Linked DNA regions of Homo sapiens: region 2 is linked to region 1. Evidence: chromatin contacts called from ENCODE Hi-C or POLR2A ChIA-PET data. All regions are on one chromosome and are shown on one strand. Each heading gives the region's core, a stretch centred on a gene start or an enhancer-like site at or near the end of the contact. The rest is flanking DNA. Distances are from core to core; before and after follow the strand shown. Region 1 overlaps LDLRAD4 (low density lipoprotein receptor class A domain containing 4). Region 2 overlaps LDLRAD4 (low density lipoprotein receptor class A domain containing 4).

Region 1 (6,658 bases), core at 3,157-5,656:
ATTAATATATTCAAGAAAGTAGAGGACAAGATGGAGAATTGCACAAATAAAATGGAATGTATAGGCCAGGCGTGGTGGCTCACACCAGCACTTTGGGAGGCCGAGGCGGGAGGATCACCTGAGGTCGGGAGTTCAAGACCAGCCTGACCAACATGGAGAAACTCCATCTCTACTAAAAATACAAAATTAGCCAGGTGTGGTGGCACACGTCTGTAATCCCAGCTACTTGGGAGGCTGAGGCAGGAGAATGGCTTGAACCTGGGAGTTGGAGGTTGTGGTGAGCTGAGATCATGCCATTGCACTCCAGCCTGGGCAACAAGAGTGAAACTCCGTCTAAAAAAAAAAAAAAAAAAGAATGTATAAAACTGGACTTAAATGGAAATTCTGGGAATGAAAAATACAATAAATGAAATGAAGAATTAAATATAAATTGGATAGCAGATTGCACATAGGAGAGTGAACTCTGCACTGTAGATTGACAGAAAATATCCAGAGTGAGGCATAGAGAAGAAAAGAATGAAAAAATAGAGGAAAGAGCATGAGAGCCACGGAGATGTGGAGAAAAGGCCCAGCGTGCAAAGGTGAGGGACGGTGAGAGGAGAGAGATGGGGGTGCCAGCAGGATTTGAAGTGATACTGGCTGAGAAGTATCCCAAACTCTGTCAGACATGAAGCCATAAATTCAAGAAACTTTACAAACTCCAAACATGGCAAATACACAGAGAACCACACCTGACATGTCACTGCAAAACTAGAACACAAGGCAATGTGGAAATGTAGATGGAGCTGGAGGTGCATCTGAGTGAAAGGACAGCTCTACGGCTGACAGCTGACTTTTCCACAGAGATCATAGAAATCAGATGACGATGAAATGACAGTCTTTAAAGTGGAGAAAGTAACTCTTTTCCTAGAATTCTATTCAAAAATGAAGGCCACCAAAGGGCATTTTCAGACAAACGGAATCAGACAGAACTTGTCACCAGAAGAACTATAGTAGAAGAAATTATTAGGGAAATTCTTCAGGCGGAAGGATAAAGGGTCCTGATGGAAGCATGGGAATGTAGGAGGGAATGCAGAGCCACGTAAACAGCAAAGCCACGGGTGGTTCTGAGTGGACAGCGACTACCTGTCACCAGCAAGTCACAGCAGTGCCTTGTGGGGTGTGATGTGCAGGCAGAATTAAAACACATGATGGTAACAGCCTTGAGGGTGGACGTGGAGGGTGGGTGCTGCTGTTGTTAGGGAAGCTGTTGGAGAACTAATTTCTCTTGGGAACTAGTGAGTTAGGACACATGTTACAATCTCCAAAGTAACCACTAAAATACTAATAATGCATGATGCATGTGGTGACAGAGGAGGGAAAACTGAACCGATAAGAAGTACTCAGTGAATCCAAAAGAAAGTAAGAAGGGAGAGATGTACAAACCAAACAGATGGGATAAATAGAAAACAGATAGCAACATGGTCAGTTTTCACTCAAACACTTCATAATTACATAAAATGCAACTGAACTAAATATGCCAGTTAATACCGAGATTGTCAAACTGAATATTTAAAAAATTGCTGCTTACGATAGACGTGCTTAGATGAAGGAATCCAGAAGGCACGATAGTGAAAGGAGGGAGAAGGATGCCCGGTGCACACACTAGCCATAAGGAAGCTGGTGCACCAATGTCAGGTGAAGCAGACATCAAAGCATCGGGCATTGCCAAAGATAGCAGCTTCTCACAGTGGTAACAGGTGAATTCCCAAGGATGATAGTTTACTGTAAAGGCAGGGTCTATAGCCACAAAAAAGATATTTCTTAAATTGCCCCTACACGTATCCTAAGCTCTCAGGGATAGCTTCAACCTGTAGAGACTCCCAGTTTCTTTAGCCCGAAGCCTAAGGTACACATCCCCAAAGCAATTTGGATGGAAGATCCTGACCTGCTCAGCTATTCAGATGATTTTTTTACTGAAAGAGTATTTCATTTTTGTCTCAATTCATTTTGATGGACTTACAGATAAGATTTCTTCACTAGAAGGCATTCATCACTTAAAAAATTAATATTTGAAATTGGTTATCCTTTATCTTTTTAATAAATTGAACAATTAGGATTGGTAGAACAATGGTACACCTGTCTATTTTCCGTGGGTGCCACTGGGAAGACCTTACAGTATTGTTGAAGTGTATCTGTTGAACCTGGCAACATTCAAGGCAGGCTGAGTTAAAGAAAGCACGTCACAAGACAGTATGTGCACTGTGATCCCACTTCAGTTAAAAATGTGTATGTTTATATTCATATAGAGAAAAGTCTGGAAGAATAACCCAAAATATAAGTAATGTTTCTGTCTGAGTGGTGGGATTATGGGTGATTTTATCTTCTCTGTTTATTTCTATTTTTGTATTTTCTCCAATGAACGTTTGTTACTCCTATAATAAAAATAAAAGCCATTTAAGAAAAAATTTTTTATCATATGACACCAACTGTTTCTACTAGAGGAATCTATGTCTTCTTTTAATCTTTATCAGTGTACACAGTTGAATTTCACATTATGTTAAATATTTGTCTCTCTGTGTCATCTGGAATAGAATTTTCTGCATTACCGTGTGGTTGAGTATACATCTGCCACTCGTCCGGTCCCTCGCTTCCTGTCCTTGTGAAGTCACTGTTCCCTGAGTGTTGTCAGCACTGGGAGGGTTCAGCGCAGGGGTCCCTTCAAGGCAGGACCGCTCACCTGGAGCTTCCGGCTTTCCCTGCGCACCACTGCCTCCTTCCCCTGCTGCCTGTGGCCATCGCTGATTTCTGGGGATGGAGCTTTAATTCATAGTGAAATCTTTTTTTTTTTTGAGACAGAGTCTCCCTCTGTCGCCCAGGCTGGAGTGCGGTGGCATGATCTCAGTTCACTGCAACCTCCGCCTCCCGAGTTCAAGCGATTCTCGTGCCTCAGCCTCCTGAGTAGCTGGGACTACAGGTGCATGCCACCACACCCGGCTAATTTTTGTATTTTTAGTAGAGACGGGGTTTTACCATACTGGTCAGGCTGGTCTCGAATTCCTGACCTCAGGAGATTTACCTGCCTTAGCCTCCCAAAATGCTGGGATTCATAGTGAATCTTAAGTGTGACCTCATAAAATAGAATAAATGCCCATCCATAAGACTAAAATTTCTTGTGTTTTTCTCCTTCTGAGTTTAAAATGGCACTGGATGACAAATGGAAAGCTTGATGCTGCTCTTAATGTGCCGCTAGGCATTCCGGGGATTTCAAAGCCAGTGGACGGGAGGTGGCCTCTGCCAGTGTCTGTCTGGTGTCTGTCTGTGTCACTGTGGTGCTGCCTGGGCCACAGACCTAGGCAGGACCCTGGGTGATGGAGCTCCTGTCTGGTGGGTGTGTGTGGGCAGTGCTGTTCCTGTCCACGTTAGAAAAGCCCTCTTACTTTACACTGAGTCATGCTCCCTCTCCACCACGGACCGCAGTCCCCTTCCCTAGTGACTCGCTGTCCCCTTCCTTTGTTGCGCAGCTTTCTGGCTTTAAATGAGGAGAGCTTAAGAATGGATGGGGAGCTCAGCACTCACAGTAACTGTTGGTGAACTCAGGGCCTGCTACGTCTGGAACACATCAAGCCATTTAGTGGGTGAGGTCATTCACTGTTTTTAAATGCTGCTGCAGCTCTTATTTCTCATGAAGCCCTTTATACCTATTAAATACTTCATAGTATTGATTAACTTAGCTGCTGCTCCTCTCTGTCATGGCACCTTTTGCTCATGTGGACTTTATGGTGCAGAAACACGAATCGATTGTCGTAATGAACAACACCCCTCTGAAGTGGCCACGGCGGGTATGATTCGTCCCAGTTCACGGGCGAGTAACAGAGGTGCGCAGTGGCGGGGCAGCTGGCCCAGGTCGTGCAGCTGCTGTGCGTGAGCCAGCTCGCTCCTGAGTTTCCTTTTGTTTGACAGCATTTTGTTTACAGACACCACACCAATCCTTGGTCTTGGATACATCAGAAAAGTTGGAGTTCTAGAGGTGGGTGGAGGCAGGACTTGTACCCTCTCCCTGCAGCAAAGACAAATTCATTAAGCATTTGGAACACTTGTTAAGTTCAGTTTGTCTCTCTCTAAAAGTTATCACTAGATGACTCTCTCATTTTTGTGTGTGCGTGTTTTAGATTTGCCTGTAACTTACGACCAGGGATACTGGCTTTCTATTTATGGTAGTAATAGCAGTTCTCCTTTTAAATAAACTTATTTTCAGCCAAAAGAGTGATTAGGTCTATCAAAAAATGATAAGGAAATAAACAGTACAGATCGTCTATATTTATGGCAAAAACCATGAAAAGGGCATTCCAGGGGCTGAATTTTGGAAACCCCGCATGAGATGACCTTTGAGGTCAATATTTCCGGGAACAGTTGCCTCATAGCTCTGAGACTTACGATTTAAAGCTCAGGTCATGAGACATTACTTGAGGCCACTATGTCTCATTTCTATTATAATTTTTATAATAAATGATTCCTTGACTGATATACCCAAGGGAAGAAAGGATGAAAAACCAAAACCAAAAAACTATGTGTGGCCTATTCACAGAGTATAAAAAATTATGTTTTGAGTTGAAAACAGTGTTGTCTGCATTGTTGCAGGAATCATAGTTGACTCCATCCTGAGATTTCAACTTTAGGATGAGATAACATATTTTATTGCATATCTGATCATAAGATCTTCTGTAGTTTTATACATCGTTTCTGTTTACAAGAGAGAATGCTGCGCCTCTGAGGGAAAAGAATCATTCGCAAGTCTTTTAGCTGCATCTCTGACTTGGCGAATCCTGCTTTCAAGATTGCATTAGTCGTATTAGGTGACTGACACTGTGAAGTCCTGTGTTGACGTAATCTGTTGCCTTTTCTTTATTTTTACGTTTCCGCTGCCTCTCATCTAGGAAGGAGCCTTATGAATGAACACATTGAAAAGTCATCCTTTAATTGAGGGAAGAGACTACTTTTAACCCTGTCTGAGCCTGCTGCTCTCCCCCTGGGACTGCAGTGACCAGTGCTCTCAAACTGCTTGGCATAATTCCTTATGGAAGAGTGAATCCCCTCTGATAGAGGGTAATCCTGACTTTGTTTGAATTCTTCCAGTAACAGAGAGCTCAGCCTGTAAGAAGGTGGCCCAAGTTGCTTTCTGGACACTTGTAGTTTTAGAAGCATCTTCTGTCCTGTGACGGTGAGGAAGGTCACTGCAGTCCCCAACAGTGAGGCTCAGCACAGGCTGTGGGAATCCCGCTGCCAGGTGCAATGGCAGGGTGGAGCCGGGGAGCAATGGGGCAACTCTACGTTTGAGTAACGTGTGACGTGTTGACCTCATTGTTCCCTGAGTGTCACAAATGCCCATGGCATCTGGTAGACCGTGTTCAAGTTTAATTCAGGAGTTCAAAGCCTAACAGGATTGTTGTCATTCCCTCCCAGTGGGACCCTCCAGAAGGTGGCTCCTCTCCGTGACTGGACATAACAAGCCACGCCTGTGTCTGCAGGTGGGGAAAAGTAAATTGGAGGCCAGGCATGAATGCACTGTTTCAGTGAGCCCTAGTGAGTTCAGTGTGGAGAGCGTAGTTGGAGATACTTGGTTTTGCAGCTCCCCCGCCCTCTTGTGTTGATGAAGGCAGCAAGCAGAGGTGGTTAACTTCGGCCCGAGCATGCTGCAGGACTCCGAGAGACTGGCTCCCTGGGTCTTCTCTGGCCCAGCAGACAGGCTGCCTGCTGCAGACAGGCCGGTCTCCTGCCCCTACCCGCCGTCTGCACACTCAGCCCTGCATCTCCCCCAGAGGCCTATGCGCGGTTTGGCTGCCCGGCCAGGTTCCTCCTGAACATTATGAGTCTGTGATTTCAGATGTAGCTGCAAACGTTTCCAAAGCCTATCTCTGGGCCTATCGCCGTGTGATGTTTTAAAACCATAGTTTATTTGGCTTTTTGTGGCTATTTAATTCTCTTCGGGACTCATTCATCTCCCTCAAATTTTAAGTGGTTGTTTACAGCTCTGAATTATTTTCTTTGTGTCCTCTTGTTTCTAGTCTTTCCCATTCAATTTTACAGCTATCAGGTTTGGATAATTAGAATGGAGATTCTTCTTCCAAAAATAAGGTATTAAGAATAAACACACAAGGCTGGGCGTGGTGACTCACGCCTGTAATCCCAGCACTTTGGGAGGTCGAGGCGGGTGGATCACCTGAGATCAGGAGTTTGACCTGGCCAACATGGTGAAACCCCATCTCTACTAAAAATGCAAAAATTAGCCGTTGTGTGGTGATGTGTGCCTGTAATTTCAGCTGCTCGGGAGGCTGAGGCAGGACAATTGCTGGAACCAGGGAGGCAGAGGTTGCAGTGAGCCGAGATCGCGCCATTGCACTCCAGCCCAGGCAACAACAGCGAGACTCCGTCTCAAAAAAAAAAAAAAAAAAAAAAAAAAAAAAAAAAAAAAAAAGAAAAGAAAAAGAATAAAAAGAATAAACACACAGACTTAAAAATCTTTATTTGTGCAGAAAGCAATTGAAAGCCAGAATAATTATATTTAGAATTTTTTTTTTACAAAAAACTAGCAATGCTTGTTCTTTTTATTGAAACACAGAAAATATTAATTCACAGCATAGAAAACTTTATCCTAAGAAAAAAAATCTAGTGGTGATCT
Region 2 (6,411 bases), core at 2,484-4,983, 180 kb after region 1:
GAAATTCAGCCTTTAAAGTACCCAGTTAAATTTAGTGTTTCGAATTAGGGAGACTCAAGCATCAGCACCGAACTGGGTCACGTCATTTGATGTTTTCCGAGAGGAGGACACCACAGAAATCTGACTCTTGGTTCTGGTATCAGAGTCAAAGTCCCCCATACTCGAGGTTAATAAAGGGATTGGGAGGTGGGAGGGAAAGGGTGTGATTTCAAGGTTTGTGGCAGTTACCACAAAACCACTGCATTAATGCAAACCAGAATTAAAACCACATAGTATAAAATGTCATGCCCACACGTCTATTTGTCCAGCAAATCTCAAGGCAGCCAGCCCGAACCTGGGCACCCCAGTGGACTTGAAGACAGGTGAAGCCAAGCAACCTCAGAATGAGAACTTCCCCATTAATAACCTTTAAACATGACCTTTCATTAGCTTAACAAAACCTAAGAAATGCGCATGTATTCAAGAAAAGCAGTAAGTAAGATGAATTACTGTGTTTTAAGCCATAATGTTCAATTAATTAGTAATTTCCATCCAGCCTGCTGCCTGACTCATAATGAGCATTCTCTAGTCTAAATAAAGTGGAGACTGCTTAGTTACAGAGCATTTTATTTAGCTTCCTTTTATTTCAACTTAAAGAAGGGTTCTTTTTATTTTTTAGAGATGGGGTCTCACTCTCTCACCCAGGCTGGAGTGCAGTGATCACAGCTCCCTGCAGTCTTGACTTCCTGGGCTCAAGCAATCCTCCTGCCTCAGCCTCCGGAATAGCTGGGACTACCGGGACATGCCACCATGCCTAGCTAATTTGTTTGTTTTTTTTGTAGAGACAAGGTCTCACTATGTTGCCCAGGCTGGTCATGAACTCCTGGCCTCAAGTGATCCTCCTGCCTCGGCCTCCCAAAGTGCTGGGATTATAGGCCTGAGCCACTGGGCCTGGCAAAAGGGTGGCTCTTGTAGTGTTTTTTTTTTTTCCTTCTTTTTTCACATGCCTGCTGTGTCAGTCTTGTAATGTTTTTAAAAGGCTGACTACTGTGTATTTTTAACCCTTTTTAATTATTACCATTTTTCAGAAGTAGTTCACTAAGACTTTGTAAGAAGGTGCAAGTGGCTTTCATGCCATAATACCAGGTCAAAACACATATGGGGGAGCCTTAATTTTCTTTTATGTGAGGAAAGCCCTCCCTTTGGGGAGGAAAGAAGGCTGACTTCTGAAAGCCAAAGCTACAATGGGAAGAAACACTTTGTTAGCTGGGAGTGAGGAGCCAGCGAAAACGACACCAGAGAATCCTTCTTCCCACACACGTCCCGCCGTGGACACTGGAGAATCCCTCTTGCCACACGTGTCCCACTGTGGACACTGGAGAATCCTTCTGCCCACACACGTCCCGCCATGGACACTGGAGAATCCTTCTCGCCATACACGTCCTGCTGTGGACACTGGAGAATCCTTCTGCCCACACAAGTCCTGCCGTGGACACTGGAGAATCCTTCTCCACACACGTCCCGCCATGGACACTGGAGAATCCTTCTCGCCATACACGTCCTGCTGTGGACACTGGAGAATCCTTCTGCCCACACAAGTCCTGCCATGGACACTGGAGAATCCTTCTCGCCACACACGTCCCTCTGTGGACACTGGAGAATCCTTCTCCACACACACGTCCTGCCGTGGACACTGGAGAATCCTTCTCCACACACACGTCCTGCCGTGGACACTGGAGAATCCTTTTCCACACACACGTCCCACTGTGGACACTGGAGAATCCTTCTGCCCACACACGTCCTGCCGTGGACACTGGAGAATCCTTCTCCCCACACACATCCCGCCGTGGACACTGGAGAATCCTCCCCACATACGTCCCCAGCCATAGACACTGGAGAATCCTTCTCGCCACACACATCCCGCCGTGGACACTGGAGAATCCTTTTCCACACACACGTCCCGCCGTGGACACTGGAGAATCCTTCTTGACACACGTGTCCCACTGTGGACACTGGAGAATCCTTCTCGCCACACACGTCCCACTGTGGACACTGGAGAATCCTTCTCCCCACACACGTCCTGCTGTGGACACTGGAGAATCCTTCTTGCCACACGTGTCCCACTGTGGACACTGGAGAATCCTTTTCCCCACACACGTCCTGCTGTGGACACTGGAGAATCCTTCTTGCCACACGTGTCCCACTGTGGACACTGGAGAATCCTTCTGCCCACACACATCCCGCCGTGGACACTGGAGAATCCTTCTCCCCACACACGTCCCGCCGTGGACACTGGAGAATCCTCCCCACACATGTCCCCAGCCGTAGACACTGGAGAATCCTTCTCGCCACACACGTCCCGCCGTGGACACTGGAGAATCCTTCTCGCCACACACGTCCCACCGTGGACACCGGAGAATCCTTCTCGCCATACATGTCCTGCTGTGGACACTGGAGAATCCATCTCCACACACGTCCCGCCGTGGACACTGGAGAATCCTTCTTGCCACACACGTCCTGCCGTGGACACCGGAGAATCCTTCTCGCCATACACATCCCGCCGTGGACACTGGAGAATCCTTCTCACCACACACGTCCCGCCGTGGACTCTGGAGAATCCTTCTACTCACACACACGTCGCGCCGTGGACACTGGAGAATCCTTCTACTCACACACATCCCGCTGTGGATACTGGAGAATCCTTCTCGCCACACACTTCCCACCGTGGACACTGGAGAATCCTTCTCGCCACACACGTCCTTTCGTGGACACTGGAGAATCCTTCTACTCACACACGTCCCGCCATGGATACTGGAGAATCCTTGCCACACACGTCCTGCCGTGGACACTGGAGAATCCTTCTCGCCACACACTTCCCACCATGGACACTGGAGAATCCTTCTCGCCACACACGTCCTGCCGTGGACACTGGAGAATCCTTCTACTCACACACGTCCCGCCGTGGATACTGGAGAATCCTTCTTGCCACACACGTCCCGCCGTGGACACTGGAGAATCCTTCTCGCCACACACTTCCCACCGTGGACACTGGAGAATCCTTCTCGCCACACACATCCTGCCGTGGACACTGGAGAATCCTTCTACTCACACACGTCCCGCTGTGGATACTGGAGAATCCTTCTCGCCGCACACGTCCTGCCATGGACACCGGAGAATCCATCTCCACACATGTCCCGCCGTGGACACTGGAGAATCCTTTTTGCCACACACGTCCAGCCGTGGACACTGGAGAATCCATCTCCACACACGTATCCTGCTGTGGACACTGGAGAATCCTTCTGCCCACACACGTCCTGCTGTGAAAACCTCCACGCTCCCTTTCCGTTTTTGCTCTCAGCTGTCCTTCCAGTATGCTGCTTGGGTCAAGCAGCCGCATCTCCACTGTCCTAATGACAAAAGACACCAGCACTGTCTCACTTCCTTTCCTCCTCCTCTCCAGAGTGTTACCTTCCTGATTGACAGGGACTTTCGGTTTTCTATTTAGAAGCACATGTTTGGTGCAGACATGTTGTCCAAGACTTGACATTGGGAAATGTTGGGAATAATCTGAAACTCCTTACAATGTGATGTTTTGGTGATTAAAAAAAAATGTTTAGGAAAGGTTGCTAGGCTTTAAAAATATATATATTTTGCTAACCTCATGGAGTCACTGTGCAGACCCTCTCAGCAGCTAGCCAGGCTGGCCTGGCCCTGACGGCCCGGGAATAGCAGCTGTCTTGTGACTTCCCACAGCAGGCACATTGCGTCGTCTCTCAAAGTCCCTCCTCTGGAGCGCCTCCTCTGCCCGTGGGGCTGTGCGGGACAGTGGCCGCGTCTCTGTCTCATTGCAGGACAGCACTGGGTCTTAGGTGCTTTTTCATGTTGTCCACACCTAACGCTGCTGCTCCCCGGGGCCCAGTTTTGAAACTGCCCTTTGGCATCATGCTTTCCCGCCCCTCCTGGGAGCAGCGCCTGTGGGAGGGCAGCGTTATTCCCAGCTCCTCAGAGAGGAGACCACATCCATGGCAGTGTGTGACTGTCCCTTTCGGCGGTCCTTTGTGAAGCCCGCGGGAAGTTCTGCATTCAGTTCCTGACTCCCAGAAAAACGTCCTGTCTTTTGAACTGAAAGGAGGCTGATGTCAGAGCCTCGTTGAGTAACAATGGAGAAAATCTACATCAGAGGAAAGAAGCCCTGAGCTGCTTTAAATGCTTCTGTAAGATGATATGCCACAACACGAATGTGGATTGTTGACAGTAACCACAGAGACGAGATCATCGAGGGAACCAGCTGGGAGTTTGTGAGGCCATAAAACACATCATCAAAAATATGGTGAAGCAAATTCAGAATTGGTTTTTAGAAAGGAGAAGGAACCATTGGCAATCTGACCCATAAATTATTCTACATTTTCAAATATTATAACTAGGAAGGTCGCTTCAAGGAGCCTTCAAGCCCCTCATGCCCACCCGCCCCAAACCCATTGTCACTGCTAGGTCCCAGATTTACAGCCACCTGGAGAGGAAGTTGCAGGGGGTCTCTGTGCAGCTGAGGATGATGGAAGGGATTGCAGAAGGCTGGTGCTGTAACTGTTGTTAGCGGGAGATTGAGGCCGGGGGGTGGAGTAGGGGCTACTTTCTTCCCCCTGCACCTGCTATCATGATTTCAGCAAAACCTTGCCTTTCTCCTCTTCAATCTTAAATAGGTACAGTGGCTGAGTATTAATATTAATGAGCATAATAACAATAATAAAACTGGCAGTAGCATCAAATGAATGTGGTCTCCTGCAGTAGAAATATTTACCCGATGTGTCCTGCCAGTGAGAGAGATTTTGGCATTAAACCTAGACATTACCTCATCCTCCTGGGCAGACAGCCGATTGCCATGCTAAGCAAGTCTGCGCCGAGAAGAGCTGAGTACCTGCCGACGGCTGCATGGCCCAGACCCCAGGGAACACAGTTTCCTTGAGCCTGTCTGTCTGTCTGTCTGTCTGGGTCTCACCCTTAATTCCTTTCTTTCTCTTTCCCTCCTCCGGAGGTTGGCATTGTGTATTTTCAAATTGTGTTGCTTTTTTTTTTTGCAGAATCTTGTAGGGTGTGTTGTGAAAAGTCTGCCAGCCAGGTGGGTGGGTATTATTAATAATCCATAGAAACCCAAGGGGTCCGGAGTGAGAGGAGAAACATGACGTGCCTGTGTGTGCACAGGACGCCTGACACTCGCTCACACACGCATGTCCCTCTCTCTGAGAGCCAGGGAATGGGGTGGGGGTTGGTTTGGTTTAATGCATGATAAAAACAGGGGCATTCTGTAATAACAGAGCTTTCATTTCAAGATTCTTAACAACTAAAATAATATTTTGAAACATTTGGAATTGTACTAGAAATGTGTGTTTGATATGTTCAACCTAAGAAAACATCACACTTAAAATGCTTTTACTCCACTGGCTTCAGACCTCTTTGAAATTGGTGCCTACACAGCTGAGAAGTCCGGGTAGGTGCCGTAGGCAAATTGAGGGGAGAAAGTGACATCTTGTGTAACGCTGCAAATTCGCGGAAGGCTTTGAACCGTCACCAGAGTAGCAAATACTCATTGTGAAAGTTTTTGCAATGAGGTACGGAAAACCATTTCAGCTGCTCTGATTGTCAGCTCTCCTGTGTTTTCTTTAGCTCCTGACTTAAAGTTACGTGTCCTGTCAGTTTTGATACTCTTACTACTTAGTGCTTTAGGTTTTATCAGCTGGTGCCACATCTTTTAAAATTCTGTCCCACTAGCCTCTGTGCTGGTCCTGACCGATTCACCAGCTCTTGGGACTGTGTCCAGATGCCTTTTGTGATGCCTCTTTTCTAAAATGCTTTTATTTGGGTTTAAGATGTACTAATTCTTTCACACACCCATAGCTGAATACCAAATATTGGTATGCATACTACCAAACTTTTGTGTATGAAGTTCGTACAAGGCACTAAGTCATTTAAAACATTTTAATTGTGTGCTGAGCTCGTAAGTGTACAATATGACTGTCTAGTAAATTCTTAATTATTTGTCGACTCTTTATCGAAGAAAAAAGTAAGTAGGGGAAAAGATAAAGGAGCATCCAGCCGGTGGCAAAGGAACAAGCCGTGTAGCTCTGCTTCTCACCCACTCTCAGCTAGCTTGGGCCACGGCTGCCTGAAGTGACACCAAACAGGAACCCCACTGGGAGGACTGTACGGGCCACACCCATGGACGTGATCTGTCTATGAAACAGGTCTTCTCAGTGCTTCGGGGTGAATTTTGACTTCTCCTGAGCCATCCTCAGAGCACAGCTGGTGGGGAACTTCACCCGTCTGGTCACTCCTGAAGCAGTCTGGCTGGCAGCCACAGGCTGGGATCCCAGTTGTTGGAGGTCAGTGCACACAGCGGCTATCTGCTGTAGCAGAAAGAATTTAGGGGAGGAAAGG

Evidence for each region. Hi-C counts contacts between places; a loop is a spot of excess contacts on that map. ChIA-PET counts read pairs that join two places held with the same protein, here RNA polymerase II (POLR2A). Pooled maps may share reads with other maps.
Region 2: a loop to region 1 is called in a map of ascending aorta, with 2.5 times the contacts of the local background. The contact joins two enhancer-like sites. A Hi-C loop is called at or near these places in 1 of 168 maps with a recorded cell type or tissue (ascending aorta), 1 of 37 single-sample maps with no recorded cell type and 3 of 50 pooled maps. POLR2A ChIA-PET finds 5 or more read pairs at or near these places in 1 of 52 experiments (activated CD4-positive, alpha-beta T cell).

What each region holds. Positions count from the first base shown.
Region 1 is chr18:13,315,449-13,322,106 of GRCh38, forward strand. The region is part of intron 2 of LDLRAD4 (low density lipoprotein receptor class A domain containing 4); the gene reads left to right. Among named protein-coding and RNA genes, the nearest start is that of C18orf15, 79 kb to the left of the region's middle. RefSeq lists enhancers at 3,364-3,865, 5,332-5,831. Within about 2 kb of position 4,407, at least 2 of the 41 ENCODE cell types and tissues checked have a DNase peak (open chromatin) inside an H3K27ac peak, as active enhancers do; they include ascending aorta, where a contact is called at or near this core.
Region 2 is chr18:13,496,543-13,502,953 of GRCh38, forward strand. The region is part of intron 4 of LDLRAD4 (low density lipoprotein receptor class A domain containing 4); the gene reads left to right. Among named protein-coding and RNA genes, the nearest start is that of LDLRAD4-AS3, 29 kb to the left of the region's middle. RefSeq lists an enhancer at 3,698-4,355. Within about 2 kb of position 3,734, at least 15 of the 41 ENCODE cell types and tissues checked have a DNase peak (open chromatin) inside an H3K27ac peak, as active enhancers do; they include ascending aorta, where a contact is called at or near this core.